Linked DNA regions of Homo sapiens: all the other regions are linked to region 1. A link is an interaction called in ENCODE POLR2A ChIA-PET data of the cell type or tissue named here. Cell type or tissue: A673. All regions are shown on one strand. Each heading gives the region's core, and the rest is flanking DNA. Links, peaks and the distances in the headings are about the cores only.

Region 1 (7,756 bases), core at 1,527-6,526:
GCTCACTGCAAGCTCTGCCTCCCGGGTTCACGCCATTCTCCTGCCTCAGCCTCCCGAGTAGCTGGGACTACGGGCGCCCGACATCACGCCCGGCTAATTTTTTGTATTTTTAGTGGAGACGGGGTTTCACTGAGTTAGCCAGGATGGTCTTGATCTCCTGACCTCGTGATCCGCCCGCCTCGGCCTCCCAAAGTGCTGGGATTACAGGCGTGAACCACCGCACCTGGCATGCCTCAGCCTCTCTAGTGGCTGGGACTAAAGGCACCCACCACCACGCCCGGCTAATTTTTTTTTTAAGTAGTGACGGGGTCTCGCTATGTTGCCCAGGCTAGTCCTAGTGCTCACTCTTCTTTCTCATCCACTGCCTTCAAGAATCCAGGTCCACATTTCCCAGCAGCTCCCTGGGGTCACTGGGATTAGGATAAAGCGGCCTAAGCCAGAAAGGGGTGAAATACCCACAAAACATTCCATTTAGAGGCTGGACGCAGTGGCTCACACCTGTAATCCCAGCACTTTGGGCCGAGGCGAGCTGATCACTTGAGGTCAGGAGTTCGAGACCAGCCTGGCCAATATAGTGAAACCCCATTTCTACTGAAGATACAAAAAAAAAAAAAAAAAAAAATTAGCCAGGTGTGGTGGTGCACACCTGTAGTCCCAGCTACTAGGGAGGCTGAGGCAGGAGAATCGCTTGAACCTGGGAGGCAGAGGTTGCAGTGAGCCAAGATCCCGACACTGCACTCCAGCCTGGGCGACACAGCTAGACTCCATCTCAAAAAAAAAAAAAAAAAAAAAGAGGCTGGGTGCGGTGGCTCACTACTGTAATCCCAACACTTTGGGAGGCCGAGGTGGGCGGATCAAGAGTTCAAGACTAGCCTGGCCAACATAGTGAAACCCCATCTCTACTAAAAATACAAAAAAAAAAAAAAAAATTAGCGGTGCATGGTGGCAGGTGCCTGTAGTTCTAGCTACTTGGGAGGCTGAGGCAGGAGAATCTCTTGAACCCGGGAGGCAGAGGTGGCAGTAAGCCAAGATCACGCCACTGCACTCCAGCCTGGGCGACACAGCCAGACTCTGCCTCACAAAAGAAAAAAAAAATCCATTTAGAGGCACCAGAGAAGAACCCAAAGTTAGGTAACAAAGTAATTACGAGCAGTTATGGAGCGCCTACTCTGCGCCACAGGCTCACCCTCTGATGAGAATCATACATTTCCTTTCACAGGTGGGAAAACTGAATCTCAAAGAGGAGTCACCCAGCCTGTGGACTGAATCGAGGTTCCGCCATTCATGAGCAATGCGCGAGGGAGAGCTCTACGGAAAGGCGAGGGACCCAGGGCAGCCCGCCTCCCTGGGGGCCTCACCTCCTTGAGGTCGCGCTGCAGCTTGGAGTTGGCTTCCTCTGCCTTGCCCAGCTCACGGTGCGCGGTGCCCAACTCCTCCTCCAGCTGGCTCATCTGACGGCACAGCACCGCCAGGCGCTCCCGCAGCTGGCACACCTCGGCGCGCTGCCGCTCCAGGGCCTCCTCCAGCTCTGCTGTGCGCCGGTTGGAATCCCCGCCAGGACCCAGGCCATTGGCAAGAGTCTGGAGTGAGGGAAGGAGGGGACAAGATCCCAGAGTGTCTCCGGAGACACAGAGGAAATCCAAGGAGAAAGTCAATCAGCTGAAAGTAGATCAAAGATCAATAAGGATCATGCTGGTCAGAGTCCACGGGGGTCAGTGAAGGAGGTCACAGAAGTTCGCTAGGTGACCTGAATCAGAGGTCCAAGCTCTGTGACACTCTTACAGGTGCAGCCGTCTTAGGGCCAGTGAGGATGATACCAAACGTTACAAACACTATCACAAAGTCAGGGAGTTGAATGGAGCTCACGGAGAGGGGACTTCCATGTCTCACCTGCCCATCCCCATCCTTGCCCGGCTCTTCCAGCCCTGACCGCCGCCTAGACAGCTGTTCTCGAAGGTTCAGAGTCTGGAAGTGTGAAAGGGGAATCAGAGCACAGGGGCTCCCTGAACCCCCAGCTCTAGTTCTCACTGGCATTGGCCCTCTAAGGGGATAGGCGGCCCCATATGAGATGCCTCCGGTCGTGCTGGGGCCATGCCTACCCCACGGTTTACCCTTAGGCTCCCTCCCTCCTTATATCCCTCCTTAGCTGCCACCACGGAGGGCGTCTACCCTTACTCTTCCCCTTAGCCTCCTGGACAAAGTTTCCGCTTTAGCCCCGCTTTTCCCCATTCAATCACTTCCTCCTTAGTCCCAGCCTGAGCCCCAGCCCCTGGTTCTACCCTTAATCTCACTCTCACTGGGAGATTCTCCCCGTAGCCCTGCGCAATGCGTGCCCACTTAGGAACCCCACTGGTTTCTCTCCATAGTCCAACCCCATAGCTTGTCTGCCCTAGTCCTGCCCCAATAGATTCTCTCTGGAACCCACCCAACCGGCTCCGCCCCGTGGGCAGCCCCTTAGCCCCTCCCCTTGGATTCAAATTCCCTGTCTTGGCCACACCCACACCTCCTGATTGCTCAGTTCCAGCTCCTCCTCGAGCACTGCCACGCGCTCCAGCGCCATCCGCAGCCGCTCCCGGACCTGGGGATCGGGGCAGGGCAACAGTCAGCTGGAGACAAGATCCAGTTTAGGACAGTTGCCCCTGGTCCAGAACACCCCTGGGACGGATCCGATAGGGCAGCGTTGGGGCTCCTGTCTCCATAACGGGTATGCAGCCGCAACCAGCTATCCAATCTGCCCCATCCACTGTTAGCCCCCATCCTGGTTTATTTTTCTGCTATCAACCAGTCAGGTCCCAGTCTATGTATCCTGTCCCAATCAATCACAGTCAACATTCTTCCAACTCAGAACATCCCCAACCAATCACGGCCAGAATCTCTCCCACTCAGAACAGCCCCAGTCAACTATAGGTTTCCATTCTCCACCCCTGCTCTTCTAATTCTCATACCTTCTCATCCAGGGCCTTGTGGTGCTCGAAGAGAGACTTTAGAGCTTTGAGCACTTCTACCTCCGAGGAGACCCCACCCGGGGACTGGGCCTGGCGCTTCACCACGGTCATGCGCAGTGACCTCTCGTGCCTGGACACCAGGCACTCCAGGTGTTCCAGGAGCAGCTGCAAGCACACGGCATGGGGTCAAGGAAAAGAGGCAAGGGAAAAGGGGCAGATGTGAGAAAAAGGGTGACAGGTAGGGCGGACACATGGAGGAAAAGATGGAGCCATATAAAGGAGCACCGAGACAGGTCAGGAAAAGAGAGGAGGTCGGGGTCAAGGAACCGGTGGTACAGAAAAGAGAAAAGTTATGGAGACAGGGAGGAAGGAGTGGCACCAGAGTGGGAGACCAGCCAGGAAGTGGGAGCAGGGAAGAGGAGAAGACAGAAAGGCGAGATGGGGGAAAAAAATAGGTCACGCTGCAACACTGAGAGGCCCCGCCCCCCACTTCAACACCACGAGGCCCCGCCCCCACTTAGGCCCCGCCCTCAACACCCCTCACCCGCGTGTTGTTCCGTTCCGCCTTCAGCTCTGCAATCTCTTCCTCCCTCTCCAGCAGCTGCTCCCGACATAAGTTCAGCTCCTTCGTCAGAGCTGCAAACTCCTGTCCAGACATTGGCAGGATCTGGACATTCGGCTCAATCCTTTCCCTGTCTCCTTCATTCACTGGGACTGGAAGTTTGAAGGTCCCGCCCTCCCTGCTAAGTCCCGCTGTCCCTTGCCACTCAGGCCCCGCCCATTAACGGCAAGCCTCGCCCAGACTCCTCCCTTCCAGGCGCCAAGCCCGGCCCCTTCCGGACCGCCTTCTTCCCCCCGAGGCCCCGCCCCCTCATGCCCCGCCCCTGTCCCGCCCAGACCTGGGGCAGCGCGATGCTGAGCTGGCGCTGCAGCGAGTCCTTCTCGTGGCCGAGCTCGCGCAGCCGCAGCTGCGCTGTAGCCAACCCGTCCTGTGCCTCGCGCAGCGTCTCCAGCAGGCGCTCGCGCTCCGTGAGCATCGTGACCATGAGGCGCTCCAGCTCCCCGCCCGCCTCGTCCGGGCCCAGCGCCGAGCCCCGCCGGCCATCCTCGCTGATGGTGGGCATCACCTCGCACATCATGGCGGCGGTGCGGGCCTGCGGGGCGGGGAGGGCAAGGAACAGACCGGCCTTGTCAAGGCACAACAGAGAAACTGAGGCACAGCCACTCGGATACCACGTAGGGGAAATAGTTGGGGGCAAACCAAGCACTGCACAGAAGAAACTGAGGCCCAGGCACTGTGATCATGACACAGGGAAACAGGCACCGCCACCCTGTCACTCCACCGGGGAAACCAAAGATTGGCCACCAGGTGCTGCCAGGGGAAACTGAGGCCTATTATTATTATTATTTTTTTTTAACAGGGTCTCACTCTGTCACCCAGGCTGGAGTTCAGTGGCGCGATCACGGCCCACTGCAGCCTGAACGACCCAGACTCGAGCAGTCCTCCCAACTCAGCCTCCTGAGTAGCTGCGACTACAGGCACACACCAGCATACCTGGCTAATTTTTTTCTTTTCTTTTCTTTTCTTTTCCTTTCCCTACTTTCTTTTTTTTTTTTTTTTTTTTTTTTAGCTGGAGTGATCTGTCACCCAGGCTGGAGTGCAGTGATGCGATCTCGGCTCACTGCAGCCTCCACCTCCCGGGTCCCGGTTCAAGCAATTCTCCTCCCTCAGCCTCCCGAGTAGCTGGGATTACAGGAACCCGCCACCATGCCCAGCTAATTTTTGTATTTTTAGTAGAGACAAGGTTTCACCATGTTGGCCAGGCTGGTCTCGAACTCCTGACCTCGTGATCTGCCCGCCTCGGCCTCCCAAAGTGCTGGGATTACAGACGTGAGCCACCGCGCCTGACCTTTTTTTTTTTTTTTTTTTTTGTGGAGATGAGGTCTCACTCCTGGACTCAAGGGATCCTCCTGCCTCAGCATCCCAAAGTATGCCACTGTGCCTGTGCCATTGCTCTTAGGAAAACAGTCCTGGCTACCTGGGTGAGAGGATTTGGGAAAACTGAGGTCAGACTCCAACAGACAGTGGCAGCAAACCTAAGCCTAGCCCACTCAAAGGAACCAAAGCTGGCCGACCCTGGTATCGTATGAGTGAATGTGGAGAAAATCAGTGTCTACCTATTCTGGCTCTACTGAGAATCCCCCTCAACCCACTGCATGGGTAGGAAAACTGAGGCCCAGACCAGAACCATGCCTTAAGAAGGCCACAGGGCCAAGGGACCCAGGATTAGGTCACTAGGATGTGGTTACCTGTATAATGTCACAGGGTTGGTCTCACCTACTAGCCAGCCCAACTCCTGCCTCCTTCAATTTCCCAGAAATCTGGACCCCGGCTCCCTAAGAATCTAAAGACCTACTCCATTCGGGAAAAGAAAAAAAAAAAAAAAAAAAAGCAAGGCCAGGACTGGGCGCAGTGGCTCATGCCTGTAATCCCAGCACTTTGGGAGGCCGAGATGGGCAGATCACTTGAGGTCAGGAGTTCAAGACCAGGCTGTGCAACATGGTGACCCCCGTCTCTACTAAAAATACAAAAAAAATTAGCCGGGCATGGTGGCATGCACCTGTAGTCCCAGCCACTGGGGAGGCTGAGGCACAAGAATCGCTTGAACCCGGGAGGTGGAGGTTAGAGTGAGCCGAGATAGCACCACTGAACTCCAGCCTGGGCAACAGTGTGAGATTCCATTTCAAAAAAAAAACACAGTAACGGCCGGGCAAGGTGGCCCACTCATGTAATCCCAGCACTTTGGGAGGCTGAGGCTGTTGGATCACGAGGTCAAGAGATTGAGCCCAGCCTGGCCAACATGGTGAAACCCCATCTCTACTAAAAATACAAAAATTAGCTTGCGTGGTGGCACGCACCTGTAGTCCCAGCTACTCGGGAGGCTGAGGCAGGAGAATCGCTTGAACCCGGGAGGCAGAGGTTGCGGTGAGCCAAGATCGTGCCACTGCACTCCAGCTTGGCGATATAGAGAGACCCAGTCTCAAAAAAAAACAAAACAAACAAACAAACAAAAAAAAACAAAAAAAATACCAGTATGGCCAGGACCATGCTTGTCACTTCTTCACCCTCTTCACGACCCAGAAGTCCAAGAACTAGCTCCCGCCTCCCTCAGGTCACAGGAGTCTAAGACCCAGTCCCTTTCGTCTCTCAGACCCCAGGAGCCTGCGCCTCCAGCCCCCACCTCCCCATTCCCAGGAGTCGGAGACCGCACCCCTCTCCTCCCCTAAGAGACAACAGTCTGGGCTCTCAGCTTCCTCGCTTAGACCCAGAAGTCCCAGGCTTCAGGCTCCTCCTCCCCCAGGCCCCTGGGTGCACAGCTCCTCCTCCAGGACCCAGGAGTTCTGGGACGCTCCCACCAACCCCAGCCCCAGCCCTCTTGAAGCTATACCCAAGGGCGGGGGACAAGGAAGGGGCGGGGTTTCTGGGGCGGGAAGCCTGGACTTGGGTCCCTAGAGCCAGGGGCAGGGCGGAGATGAAGCCAGGCCCCCTGAACCGCTCCCTCCACACACATCAGGTCCGACGGGTCCAGCTGGCCCGGCGGAAAGCAGGAGGGACTTTCACTCAGTTCCTTCTTTTCCTTCTCTCCCTGCGGGCAACGCATAACCGGTCTGAGCGTGGATAATTCCCAGCCCCGCCCAATATGCGGACTGTGTCCAAAGCCTGGGAATGGGGCCTTGGACTTCTGTGAGGAGAGGAGGGCCTGAGGGCCGTGGGCCCTGGGAGAGGAGGCAGCTGGGTTCCTGTCCCCTTGGGTGTTTGAAGTGGTGCATCTGAGAATCTAGGCAGGCGAATCCCAGCACTCAGAGGAAAGATTCAGGAAAACGATTCTAAGAGGGCAAGCCAGCCATAGGCAAAAAACCAACATGATCTCTATTTTTTTTTTTTGAGACGGAGTCTCACTCTATCGCCCAGGCTGGAGTGCGCTGGCGTGATCTCGGCTCACTGCAACCTCTGCCTCCCGGGTTCAAGCGATTCTCCTGCCTCAGCTTCCCAAGTAACTGCGACTACAGGCTCGTGCCGCCACGCCCGGCTAATTATTTTTTGTATGTTTAGTAGAGACGGGTTTCACCATGTTAGCCAGGATGAGCTCAATCTCCTGACCTCGTGATCCACCCGCCTCGGCCTCCCAAAGTGCTGAGATTATAGGCATGAGCCACCGCGCCCAGCCCCAACATGATATCTAAAACCAGCAACCCACTCTGACGATGCAACACAGATGTTTTGGGGAGCCTGTTCCAGAGCCTTAAATTGACCGAGAAGGAAATAAAAAACACAGCAAGGCTGGACATAGAACCTAGAAGGTTACTACACACAGTACAGGGTGGGGAATAGACGTATGCTTCCACGCTTTCAATGGCTTGGGGTAAGAACCGCTCATAGGCCTAAGTAATCTAGAACTAAGTTCTGAAGCCTATAATCTAGAACCAGCCAAGAGCAACCCAATAACTTAGTGTCCAGGTCACCCCAGAACCCCACATACATAATGACACCCATTAATATACCTAATGCAACACATAACAAACATAGTCAGCAGATAAAATCTAGAACTCAGAGCCTGCTAGGGATGAAGGTATAACACAGAATATAGCAGGGGGCCAGGCGCGGTGGCTCATGCCTGTAATCCCAGCACTATGGGAGGCCAAGGTGGGAGGATCACTCGAGCCCAGGGGTTTGAGACCAGCCTGGGAAACATGGTGAAACCCTGTCTCTACAAAAAAATACAAAAATTAACCAGTCTCATAACCTGGTC
Region 2 (7,756 bases), core at 1,270-6,269, 400 kb after region 1:
ACATCCTGCCGCGTCACTGCACAGTGCGCGCGGGCCCTGAGCACCCGGCCATGGTGCGCCCGTCCCGGGGCGCCCCAGTCACGCACAACGGGTGCCTCCTGCTGCGGGAGGCTGAGCTGCACCCGGGCGACCTCCTGGGGCTGGGCGAGCACTTCCTGTTCATGTACAAGGACCCCCGCACTGGGGGCTCGGGGCCTGCGAGGCCGCCGTGGCTGCCCGCGCGCCCCGGGGCCACGCCGCCAGGCCCTGGCTGGGCCTTCTCCTGTCGCCTGTGCGGCCGCGGCCTGCAGGAGCGCGGCGAGGCACTGGCCGCCTACCTGGACGGCCGTGAGCCAGTCCTGCGCTTCCGGCCGCGCGAGGAGGAGGCGCTGCTGGGCGAGATCGTGCGCGCCGCAGCCGCCGGCTCGGGAGACCTGCCGCCCCTCGGGCCCGCCACGCTGCTGGCGCTGTGCGTGCAGCATTCCGCCCGTGAGCTGGAGCTGGGCCACCTGCCACGACTGCTGGGCCGCCTGGCCCGGCTCATCAAGGAGGCCGTCTGGGTGAGCGCCCCCCAATCGCCGTCCAGCCCCACCAGCGCCCCAAGTCCCTTCTCCAGCCTCCCTTCCCTACCTTCAACCCTTTTCATAGCTGGGCTGGATACTACTGTTCCCATGACGCCTCGGGAAGGATTTGGGGTTTTGGGTTTTGTTTGTTTGTTTGTTTGCTTTTGTTTTTGAGACGGAGTCTCGCTCTGTTACCCAGGCTGGAGTGCAGTGGCGGTCTTGGTTCACTGCAACCTCTACCTCCGGGGTTCAAATGATTCTTCTGCCTCAGCCTCCCGAGTAGCTGGGATTGCAGGCGCCTGCCAGCACGCCCGGCTAATTTTTTGTATTTTTAGTAAGACGGGGTTTCACCATATTGGCCAGGCTTGTCTGGAACTCCTGACCTCGTGGTTCGCCCGCCTCGGCCTCCCAAAGTGCTGGGATTACAGGTGTGAGCCACCACACCCGGTGTTTTGGGGTTATTAAGCAAGGGGCCCCCCCATAGAATGCTGGGAGATGTAGATCCACTGCACTTAGAGGGAAGCCCAAACTCACCTTAGGAGAGCTCACCTAAGCACGAACTCACCTTAGGAAGAAACCATTATGGGAGATGGTGGGGGAGAGATCCCACTGGATGAGAAGTTGACAGAGATCAGTGTGAGAATTCACCGCAGCCCATTGGGCTTGGAGCTTGGATAGCAGTGAGCGAGTTCATTCTTGGAGGCGAGGAAGCACAAATCCACTGGACCTACAGATGGAAGTTCCAGAAAGAAACCATTCAGAGTGGGGGAAACGTTCCATCCTATTGAGCTAGGGCCTAACCAGAGAGGTTTAAGGAGTTTCTTGGGGGTAAAAATTGGAGAAGAGGACCTGAAGGAGCTAGATCACTCATAATCATAGGGTGTGTATGTTTTAAAAAGTAAGGAGAGACCATTCTAAAGCTTGTGGGATTAGAATTTGTCTCAAGAGCCAGGCGTGGTGGCTCATGCCTGTAATCCCGGCACTTTGGGAGGCCGAGGCGGGCAGATCACCTGAAGTCGGGAGATCGAGACCATCCTGGCTAACATGGTGAAACCCCGTCTCTACTAAAAATGCAAAAAATTAGCCGGGCATGGTAGCACATGCCTGTAATCCCAGCTACTTGGGAGGCTGAGGCAGGAGAATCACTTGAACCTGGGAGGCAGAGGTTGCAGTGAGCCAAAATTGAGCCATTGCACCCCAGCCTGGGCAACAACAGGGTAACTCCATCTCAAAAAAAAAAAAAAAAAAAAAGAATCCGTATGAAGAGTGAAGGCCGGTTGCAGTGGCTCATGCCTGTAATCCTAGTTCTTTGGGAGGCCAAGGTGGGAGGATCATTTGAGCTCAGGAGTTGGAGACCACCGGTGGCAACATAGTAAGACCCCATCTCTAAGAAAAGTAGGACCAGTCTCTATGAGAGTTGTGCTTCTATAAAAACCAGGGTATTAACTCTTAAGCCCCTCAGTGGATCCCCCTCACCTTGATTCTGATCTTACTGTTCCACAGGAAAAGATTAAGGAAATTGGAGACCGTCAGCCAGAAAAGTAAGAGAAATTCTGAGCAGAGTGGTCTGGAGGGATGCAGGGGTTGGGTTTTGCGTCTAGTTCTGTGTTCACCCCATGCATGCCCCAGTGCAAGTTTCTGCTTCTCCTTGCGCTCAACTTTTCCAGCTGCGCAATGGGAGTTGGTCTTGCTCTCCCACTTAGACTTAGATCTTGGGGTTTGTAAACTATGATGAGGGTTGGGCAGGGATCACAAATTCCTTCCTCTTTTTCAAGCCACCCTGAGGGGGTCCCCGAGGTGCCCCTGACTCCTGAAGCTGTGTCTGTGGAGCTGCGGCCACTCATGCTGTGGATGGCCAACACCACGGAGCTGCTTAGCTTTGTGCAGGAGAAGGTGCTGGAAATGGAGAAGGAGGCTGACCAAGAGGGTGAGCTCTGACTCAGGCTCAGGCTTGTCCAAGTCTCCCATCATGCCCTGCACCTGGGGACCTGGGCTCCTGGCTGCCGACTTCTGGTTCTCCCTCTTAACCCCAAGCCTGTCCTCAGACCCACAGCTCTGCAATGACTTGGAATTATGTGATGAGGCCATGGCCCTCCTGGATGAGGTCATCATGTGTACCTTCCAGCAGTCTGTCTACTACCTCACCAAGGTTGGCCCTTGCCTCTTACTTCCTGTTTGACATAGCATCACTTCCTGTTTCACGTAATATCACTTCCTGTTTGTGGTAACATCACTTCTTGTTTGAACTACACTGTGTGGCTCTGATGTCACTATTTGACTCAAGATTTTCTGCTTTTCTCTGACATGACATCCCATCTCACCCAAGGACTTTGCTGTTCTGACACCACTTGTTAGAGCTTACATCACTTCCTGCCTTTCTGGCTTCTTTTCCTTTGTAATCATCACCTGGGCAAACGCGGTGGCTCACATCTGTAATCCCGGCACTTTGGGAGGTCAAGGCGGGTGGATCACTTGAGGTCAGGAGTTTGAGAGCAGCCTGGCCAACATGGTGAAACCCCATCTCTACTAAAAATACAAAATTAGCCAGGCATGGTGGCCTGCGCCTATAATCCCAGCTATTGGAGAGGCTGAGGCACAAGAATCACTTGAACCTGGGAGGCGGATGTTGCAGTGAACCAAGATTACTTCATGCCACTGCATTCCAACCCGGGAGATGGAGCGAGACTCTGTCTCAAAAGAGTAATATAACGCCGGATGCAGTGGCTCACGCCTGTAATCCCAGCACTTTGGGAGGCCAAGGTGGGCAGACCGCGAGGTCAGGAGTTTGAGACCAGACTGACCAACATGGTAAAACCCCGTCTCTACTAAAAATACAAAAATTAGCTGGGTATGGTAGCGCGTGCCTGCAATCCCAGCTACTCAGGAGGCTGAGGGAGGAGAATCGCTTGAACCCGGGAGGCGGAGGTTGCAGTGAGCTGAAATCGCACCATTGCACTCCAGGGCGACAGAGACAGACTCCATCTCAAAAAAGTAAAATAAAATTAAACGAAATAAAAAAAAAAGTAATCATCACCACTTTTGACAGGCTGACCTCACTACTTGGTAACATCACCATTACCACCTTCTGAATCTCCCACTTTCTAAGTCTACTCTTCAGTCACTGTTAAGTTTCATATATAATAGATAGATAAATGATTGATAGATAGCTAGAGATCAAATAGTGCCAGGAACTGTGATTTAAACTGAAGATCCTCTTTCATCAGGCCCCACTTCCTTCGCTTGCTGACCTCACTTCCTACAGCTCTGAATTCACTTCCCTTTCAGAACGACAGATCTTTTTCTCTGAGTGCCCTTCCTGGAAGGGCCTGCTTTCTGCCCCAGTTTCCCCCCCATTACCCTTGACCTTAACACCACTTCTTGGCATTCTCAGGGTTTCTGGCTTATGGTGGGCTTGATGCCCTATGTGCAAGAATGAGAGAGGATCTTTTGGGACAGCTAACTATCAGTCTCTAAGTTCCTCTAGCAGCCTGGATTGTGAAGCCCTTTCCTCCTTCACTTCCTGTACATTCCTGCCAAGTGTGCGTTTATTTCTTCTGTTTCTGACCTCATTTCCTGTCCTTGGCCTGATCTCATTTTCCACTGGCAAACTGCCATCCCACTCCCACTTCCTGACTCTCCATTCTTTTTCTTTCCTTTGGGAATTCAGGATGAATAATTCTTTGACTGAAAGGGAACTCTTTGTCCAGTATCCTTTGTCCTCCTTGAGCTGTCTCTGCTGAGAACTACAAGTCCCACAATGCACAAGAGGTGATCTTAAAATACTCGAGAAACTTGTATACCCTTCTATCAAGTAGGGATTTGCTCACGGAGACCCTTTGGGTGTTGACTGTAGAATGGACTACAACTCCCAGAAGACTTTGGTGGAGCTCCCCACTATCTTCATGCTCTATTACCCTGAAGCTTCCTGGGAGTTGTAGTCCAATCACTTGTTTCCACTTCTCTATTTTCTCAGACTCTCTATTCAACGCTGCCTGCTCTCCTGGATAGTAACCCTTTCACAGCTGGTGCAGAGCTGCCGGGGCCTGGCGCGGAGCTGGGGGCCATGCCTCCAGGATTGAGACCTACCCTGGGCGTGTTCCAGGCAGCCTTGGAGCTGACCAGCCAGTGCGAGCTGCACCCTGACCTCGTGTCTCAGACTTTTGGCTACTTGTTCTTCTTCTCCAACGCATCCCTTCTCAACTCGCTGATGGAACGAGGTGAAGGTTGGCTGGGAGCTGTCAGGGAGGCAAAGACAGGAGCCACTGAGACTCAGGTCATATTAGACACACCACGGGCTCAAGCCTCACCTTTGGGTACCCTGGAGAACAAGCTCCAGATCCCAGGCTGAAGGATAGGAAGAGTCTGGGAGGCAGGAGCACAGAGTCCAGCCAACCAACTGCCTCTCATACCTTTAACACCCACAGGTCAAGGCCGGCCTTTCTATCAATGGTCCCGAGCTGTTCAAATCCGAACCAACCTGGACCTCGTCTTGGACTGGCTACAGGGAGCTGGGCTGGGCGACATTGCCACTGAGTTCTTCCGGAAACTCTCCATGGCTGTGAACCTGCTCTGTGTGCCCCGCACTTCCCTGCTCAAGGTGACTCCTGGTCAGCTATACCTGACCCCTGACCTCTGACTCCTCAACCCCCCTCAGCCACCTTCTATATTCAGCTCACCGTCAGAGCTCCCCTTGAACCCCATGCCATCCCCAGCCCCAGCTCAGACACTGTGGGTAACACATTGGCAGGTAGAAGGAAGCCAGCACCAACAATGACTAAACTCGGCTGTGTCTGAATCCTGGTGGAACTTATTAAAAATAGTTTCCAGGCCAGGAGCAGTGGCTCGCGCCTATAATCCCAACACTTTGGGAGGCCTAAGTAGGTGGATCACTTGAGGCCAGGAGTTTGAGACCAGCCTGGCCAACATGGCGAAACGCTGTCTCTACTAAAAATACAAAAATTAGCCAGGCTTGATGGCGCACGCCTGTAATCCCAGTTACTCTGGAGGCTGAGGGAGGAGAATCGCTGGAACCTGGGAGGCAGAAGCTGCAGTGAGCCAAGATTGCACCATTGCACTCCAGCCGGGGCGACAGAGCGAGACCCTGTCTCCAGAAAAAAAAAAAAAAAAAAAGTTTCCAGGGTCCCTCACTCAGACATGCTGAGTCAGAAAGTGTGGTATGAGACAAAGGAACATGATGATTAAAACATTCATTGAACATGAACTACCTGCCAGGCACCCTGTTTAGCACTTCTAGTTTAATGCTGACAAAGCCCCATCGAAGTAGGTGACTGACTGTTTTTTGGATGAGGAAACAGAATCAGGTAGGACAGGTCGCTTGATTTCACTTATTTTTCCTTTTTTTTTTTTTTTTTTTGAGACGGAGTCTCACTCTGTCACCCAGGCTGGAGTGCAATGGCATGATCTCGGCTCACTCCAACCTCCGCCTCCCGAGTTCAAGCGATTCTCCTGCCACAGCCTCCTGAGTAGCCGGGATAACAGGCACGCGCCACCACACCCGGCTAATTTTTGTAATTTTGGTAGAGACAGGGTTTCACCTTGTTGGGCAGACTGGTCTTGAACTCCTGACCTCAGGGGATGCGCCTGCCTCGGCCTCCCAAAGTGCTGGGATTACAGGCGTGAGCCACCATGGCCGGCCAATTTCAATTATTTATTTTCCTTTCTTCTTAAATATCTTACAAAAACTGTTCCCCATAGACATTTATTTATTTATATCAAATGTTTATAATGGGCTGGGCGTAGTGGCTAATGCCTGTAATGCCAGCATTTTGGGAGGCCGAGGTGGAAGGACCGCTTGAGCCCAGGAGTTTGACACCAGTTGGCAACATAGGGGAGACACCATCTCTACCAAAAATTTTAAAAATTAGCCAGGTGTGGAGGCACACGTCTGTGGTCCCAGCCACTCCAGAAGCAGAGGTGGAAGGACTGCTTGAGCCCAGGAGGTTGAGGCTGCAGTGAGCCACAGTCATGCCACTGTACTCCAGCATGGGTGACAAAGCAAGACCCTGTCTCAAAACAATAAGAAAGAAAGTTTACCATGCATTTAATAAGCCCCAGGCAGTGTTCCAAGTACTTTACAATTTTGCCATATTGCATCCTCATACCAACTCTATTAGATAGTTCCTGTTCTCCAAATTTATGGATGAGGAGACTAGGGGACGGTGACCTGCCGGAAGGTAATAAGTGACCCACCTGGGATTTTTGAACTCAGGCAGTCTAGGTGGAGTCTCTGATGTTAAGCACATTGATGGTTCTGACGTCAGCTACATCAGGTGTAGACATTGTCAAACAGATATAGAGTGGCCGCCATAGAATAATGAATCCCAACTGGGCGCAGTGGCTCATGCCTGTAATCCTAGAACTTTGAGAAGCTTGAGACCAGCCTGGGCAGCATAGTGAGATCCCATCTCTACAAAAACTTAACCAGGTGTGGTGGCGTGTGCCTGTAGTCCCAGCTACTCTGGAGGCTGGGGCCAAGGATCACTTGAGCCCAGGATCACTTGAGCCGGGAGTTTGAGGCTGCAGCAAGCCACGATCGAGCCACTGCACTCCAGCCTGGGCGACGGAGTGAGACCCTGTCTCTTTAAGGACAAAAAAAAAAAAAAAAAAAAAAAATCCCCAAGTACCATCGCCAGATTCAATAATATAAACGAATGGCCAATCTTATTTATTTCCACCCTACTCATTTCCTGTATCCTCAATTATCCTGAGGCACATCACATTTTTACAAATTGCTGGGAGCACACCCTTCCCCACCATCACTTTGGTGATAAACAGACTTCACAGTGCCCAGAAGACACTGCAGAGATGCCATTATCTTCCCACCACACCCACTCCCCTTATGGAAGCCCTTCCATTTCATTTCTTAACTGCCCCGTAATGACCATCAACCTCTCACCTGGTCTTCCCACCAGGCTTCATGGAGCAGCCTAAGAACCGACCACCCCACCTTGACCCCCGCCCAGCTGCACCATCTGCTCAGCCACTATCAGCTGGGCCCTGGCCGCGGGCCGCCAGCCGCGTGGGACCCTCCCCCTGCAGAGCGGGAGGCTGTGGACACAGGTGAGGAGCAATGGGATACAGCATTGGGGCTGTCAGCTTTCTTCTTCTTTTGAGACGGAGTCTCGCCCTGTCACTCAGGCTGGAGTGCAATGGCGCGATCTTGGCTCACTGCAACCTCTGCCTCCCGGGTTCAA
Region 3 (5,000 bases), core at 1-5,000, 150 kb after region 1:
GAGAAGCAGGACTTTGGGGATGTTTAATCATTTCCATCTCAGGGTGGGCTAAGAGGAAACAAAAGAAGTACAACTTTCCCAGAATCACCAGTGTGGATCAGATCCCTGTTAGCCATTTGCAGTAGCTGAGGAGACTTATACTTGTGCTTGTGAACCTAAGCAAGTAATATTAGGCAAGAAGGCATCTTGGAGTCAGGGTAGGTGTGTCACCAAGGGAACTGGCCAGGCATGGTGGCTCACACCTGTAATCCCAGCACTTTAGGAGGCCAGGGCAGGAAGACTGCTTGAAGCCAGGAGTTTGAGATCAGCTTGGGTAACATGACAAGACCCCATCACTACAAAAGTAAAATAAATAAATTAGCCGGGTGTGGTAGTGCACGCCTGTAGTGCCAGCTACTCGGGAGGCTGAGGAGGGAGGATTGCTTGAGCCCAGGAGGTCAGGGATGCAATGAGCTGTGATTGTGCCACTGCTCTCCAGCCTGAGCGACAGAGAGAAACCCTGTCTCCAAAAACAAACAAACAAACAAAAAAGGTGGGAGGGGGGACCTCATAGGAACGCTCTTGAAACAAAAAAATTGCAAAAGGCAAAGGGTGTTTTCTTCATTTATTCATTCAACCACAACATTGATCTGAATGAACAAATAAAACATGGGACCCTCACCCCCAATCCCAGATATTGTGACCCCCAATGGGCTGAATGTGAAGAAGTTTTCTGCCATGCATGAGTTCCAGAACCTCCATGCTCAGAGCAAGGCTCGAATCCAGGAGTTTGTGCGGGGCCATTTTTATGGGTACGTGGGGCATATACCTAGGTCTTAAGAGAGGAGGGCGTTGGGAGCCTAACCATCTAGGTCTGGGGGAGGGGGCAGCTGGGGGCCCAGACTCCTGGGTCTGAGGGAGGGGGCACCTGGGTATTCGGCCTCCTTAATTCTTGAGCGCTGGAACAATGGGCTCAGGATTAAAGGAAATCTCCATCTAAAGAGAAGAACTACAACTCCCAGGAGGCCCCGTGATGCCTCTGTATTACCTAAGACATCCTCTGCCCCCCCACCCATAGCTTCTGGGATTTGTAGTTTTGAGGCCAGGGCTAGCGGGTGAGGGCTTTGGGCTTTACCGTGCCTTGTGGGTTCTTTAGGCATCTGGACTTCAACTTGGACAAGACCTTATACTTCTTTATCGCCGGCCGCTATGAGTTCTCCAACAAGGGTGCTGACGTCTTCCTGGAGGCATTGGCTCGGCTCAACTATCTGCTCAGAGTGAGGCCTGGGCTATGAGGGGACAGGGAGGGCAAGCAAAGCAGTTTATAACTAGGGAGAACAGCCAGGCACAGTGGCTCACACCTGTAATCCCAACACTTTTGGAGGCCAAGGCGGGAGGATCACTTGAGCCCAGGAGATGGAGACCAGCCTGGGCAACATGGTGAAACCCCATCTCTACAAAAAATACAAAAATTAGCCAGGCATGGTGGCTCACACGTGTAGTCCCAGCTACTCGGGAGGGTGAACGGGGAGGATCACGCGAGCCCGGGAGGTGGAGGTTGCAGTGAGCCAAGATCATATCACTGCACTCCAGCCTGGGCGACAGAAAAAGACGCTGTCTCAAAAACAAAACAAAACAAAACAAAACAAAAAATTACAGAACAGAAACCCAAGAAGCCAGGAAGATGGGGGTAGGAAAGCCCCTGAGTATGGTGGGGGGCCGTGAGGGGAGTATAGAGACCCAGAAAGAAGGTCAGAGTCCAGGTGGGGACTGTCCTATAATTCTCCTTGACAGGAATGGGTATGGCAGGATCCCAGTGGTCTTGACAGAAAGGCTGGCTGGTTCCAGGCTTCCCCCACATGATCCTGGCCTCCCCCTCCTTTCTTTCTGCGCAGGTGAACGGCAGCGAGCAGACAGTGGTTGCCTTCTTCATCATGCCAGCGCGGACCAACAATTTCAACGTGGAAACCCTCAAAGGCCAAGCTGTGCGCAAACAGCTTTGGTTAGCAGCCCTCGCTCCGGCCCCTGGCGCAGCCCACTCCCAGATGCATGCTTTGGGTCCTGTGTTTCTCCTAGAGTCTCAGTTTTTTGTTTTGTTTGTTTGTTTGTTTGTTTGTTTTTGAGACAGTCTCACTCTGTCGCCCAGGCTGGAGTGTAGTGGTGCGATCTTGGCTCACTGCAACCTCCACCTCCTGGGTTCAAGCAAGTCATCTGCCTCAGCCTCTCGAGTAGCTGGGACTACAGGTGCACACCACCATGCCTGGCTAATTTTTGTATTTTCAGTAGAGATGGGGTTTCACCACATTGGCCAGACTAGTCTCAAACTCCTGATCTCGTGATCTGCCCGCCTCAGCCTCCCAAAGTGCTGGAATTACAGGCATGAGCCACCGCACCCGGCCCTCTTTTTTTTTTTTATTTTGAGATGGAGTTTTGCTCTGTCGCCCAAGCTGGAGTGCAATGGCATGATCTCGGCTCACTGCAACCTCTGCCTCCTGGGTTCAAGCGATTTTCCTGCCTCAGCCTCTGAGTAGCTGGGACTACAGGGGTGTGCCACCACACCTGGCTAACTTTTTATTTTTATTAGAGACAGGTTTTCACTATATTGGCCAGGCTGGTCTTGAACTCCTGACCTCAGGTGTTCCGCCTGCCTCAGCCTCCCAAAGTGCTGGGATTCCAGGCGTGAGCCACCACACCTAGCCTTTTTTTGTATTTTTAGTAGAGATGGGGTTTCACCATGTTGGCCAGGCTGATCTTGAACACCTGACCTCAGGTGATCCAGCCGCCTTGGCATCCCAAAGTGCTGGGATTACAGGGGTGAGCCACTGCGCCTGGCTTAGTTTCTTTTTCTTTTCTCTGATTTTTTTTTTTTTTTGAAACAGAGTCTCACTGTTGCCCAGGCTGGAGTGCAGTGGCGTAATCTCAGCTCACTGTAACCTCCGCCTCCCAGCAAAGCTCAGTTTCTTCATCTGTAAAACCGTTCATTCATTAGCAGAGATACTCACTGAGCATCTACTATGTGCTAGCTAATTTTTATATTTTTAGCACCGATGGGATTTCACCACGTTGACCAGGCTGGTCTTGAACTCCTGACCTCAAGTGACCTGCCCTCCTCATGTATTCCAGGTCCTGGGAATACAGCTGTGAACCAGAAAGATAAGATCCCTTTCCTCATGGAGCTTGTATTCTAGAAAATCCTGTAGACGGAATTTACTTTTGGGCAAAAATAAAGCAGAACTGGAATATGAGACGGGGTTGTCAGGACAGGCCACACTGAGAAAGTGTTATTGGGCAGAGACGAGGAAAGGTGACGAGGGAGCAAGCCCTGTGGGTATCTGAGGAACAGCAAACTCGAAGGCCCCGAGGCATGATTGAGACGCGGTGGGGAGTCCCATGGGGCTGGAGTGACATGTCTCATAGAGAAGGGGTAGAAAGTGAGGCAAGATGGAGGGCACCTGTAGTGCCAGCTACAGGAGGCAGGAGGATCATTTTGGCCCTGGAGGTTGAGGCTGTAGTGAGGCATGATTGCGCCACTGCACTCCAGCCTAGGCAACAGAGTGAGACTCTGTCTCAAAAAAATAAAAAAGAAGTCGGGCGTGGTGGCTCACACCTGTAATCCCGGCACTTTGGGAGGCCGAGGCGGGTGGATCACCTGAGGTCGGGAGTTTGAGACCAGCTTGACCAACATGGTGAAACCCCGTCTTTCCTAAAAATAAAAAAAATCAGCAGGGCGTGGTGACACACATCTGTAGTCCTAGCTACTCGAGAGGCTAAGCAGGAGAATCGCTCGAACCCGGGAGGCAGAGATTGCAGTGAGCCAAGATCGCGCCAATGCACTCCAGCATGGGTGACAGTGAGACTCGGTCTCAAAAAAAAAAAAAAAAAAAAGAAAGAAAGAGGCTGGGCGCGGTGGCTCACACCTGTAATCCCAGCACTTTGGGAGGCTGAGGAGGGCAGATCACTTGAGGTCAGGAGTTCGAGATCAGCCTGGTCAACGTGGTGAAATCCCATCGGTACTAAAAATATAAAAATTAGCCAGATGTGGTGGCGCACGCTTGTAATTGCAGCTACTCAGGAGGCTGAGGCAGGAGAATTTCTTGAACCTAGAAAGTGGCCGAGATTGCGCCATCCTGGGCGACAGAGCAAGACTCTGTCTCAAAAAAAAAAAAAAAAAAAAAAAAAAAAAAAAAAAAAAAAAGAAAAGAAAAAAGAAAAAGAGACAAAGAAAGAAAAATAAATGAGGCCAGAGCTATGGGAGGATTTTAAGTGGAGGAGTGACCGTGGGGCTGTTGTGTGACACTGCTAGCTTTACTTGTGTGCCTAAGTGGTCCTTTCTCAGAATCTTACTTTCTTTTCGTATAAAATGGGGCTTAGCATTGCCATCTGCAGGACAAGTACAAGTCCTAATAATAGCTGACATTTCTGGAAGGCTTGCCATGTGTACTTTTTGGCATGACATCATTGGGTCCTCATCGCAAACCTCTGAGGTTGATTCTATTTTCATCCTCCTCTGAAAAATGAGTCACTGCAGTCAGAGAGGGAAGGCCACCTGTCCCTGACCACACAGCTGATGTCAGGCACGTGGGTCCTAAGCCTTCCAGGGCCTGCCCCCTGGGTCCCCATCCTCCAGCCTGGAGGCCCCAGGGCACGGCTTCCCTGCTCACACCTCAGTTTCCTTGCTATCCTAGAAACCTAAGGGTAGCTGGGCGCGGCAGCTCATGCCTGTAATTCCAGCACTTTGGGAGGCCGAGGTGGCCAATTACCAGCCAGAGGTCAGGAGTTCGAGACCAGCCTGGCCAACGTGGTGAAACCCCGTCTCTACTAAAGTTACAAAAATTAGCCGGGCATGGTGGCAGGTGCCTGTAATCCCGGCTACTCAGGAGGCTGAGGCAGGAGAATTGCTTGAACCTGAGAGGCAGAGGTTGCAGTGAGCCAAGATCGCACCACTGCGCTCCAGCCTGGACGACAGAGTAACTCTGTCAATAATAATAATAATAATAATAAATAAACTGCTGGGCACAGTG

Evidence for each region. Peaks named below come from ENCODE experiments on the same cell type or tissue, not always from the same donor. Only the 100,000 strongest peaks of a DNase experiment are listed, where the experiment ranks them.
Region 2: POLR2A ChIA-PET joins it to region 1 with 7 read pairs; 4 of 35 experiments call an interaction of 5 or more read pairs at or near these places.
Region 3: POLR2A ChIA-PET joins it to region 1 with 7 read pairs; 18 of 35 experiments call an interaction of 5 or more read pairs at or near these places.

What each region holds. Positions count from the first base shown.
Region 1 is chr19:49,124,202-49,131,957 of GRCh38, reverse strand. PPFIA3 (PPFI scaffold protein A3) reads right to left here. Exons shown (of 30, transcript NM_003660.4): 2 at 3,845-4,099; 3 at 3,490-3,591; 4 at 2,946-3,110; 5 at 2,504-2,578; 6 at 1,891-1,965; 7 at 1,359-1,580. The coding sequence starts at 4,084. Among named protein-coding and RNA genes, the nearest start is that of PPFIA3, 8.5 kb to the right of the region's middle. RefSeq lists a silencer at 3,686-4,085. In A673, for the core only: no CTCF peak of the experiment used is centred there; DNase peaks (open chromatin) are centred at 2,467 and 3,817; H3K4me3 peaks cover 1,498 bases; H3K27ac peaks cover 392 bases.
Region 2 is chr19:48,721,720-48,729,475 of GRCh38, reverse strand. RASIP1 (Ras interacting protein 1) reads left to right here. Exons shown (of 12, transcript NM_017805.3): 5 at 1-539; 6 at 2,046-2,083; 7 at 2,318-2,469; 8 at 2,588-2,691; 9 at 4,516-4,759; 10 at 4,967-5,139; 11 at 7,475-7,622. It overlaps LOC124904737 (a long non-coding RNA gene), which reads right to left and starts at 1,332. Exons shown (of 2, transcript XR_007067286.1): 1 at 1,108-1,332. In A673, for the core only: no CTCF peak of the experiment used is centred there; a DNase peak (open chromatin) is centred at 4,235; H3K27ac peaks cover 3,872 bases.
Region 3 is chr19:48,978,511-48,983,510 of GRCh38, reverse strand. GYS1 (glycogen synthase 1) reads left to right here. Exons shown (of 16, transcript NM_002103.5): 6 at 674-791; 7 at 1,136-1,256; 8 at 1,875-1,981. Among named protein-coding and RNA genes, the nearest start is that of GYS1, 12 kb to the left of the region's middle. RefSeq lists an enhancer at 4,310-4,549. In A673, for the core only: no CTCF peak of the experiment used is centred there; no DNase peak of the experiment used is centred there.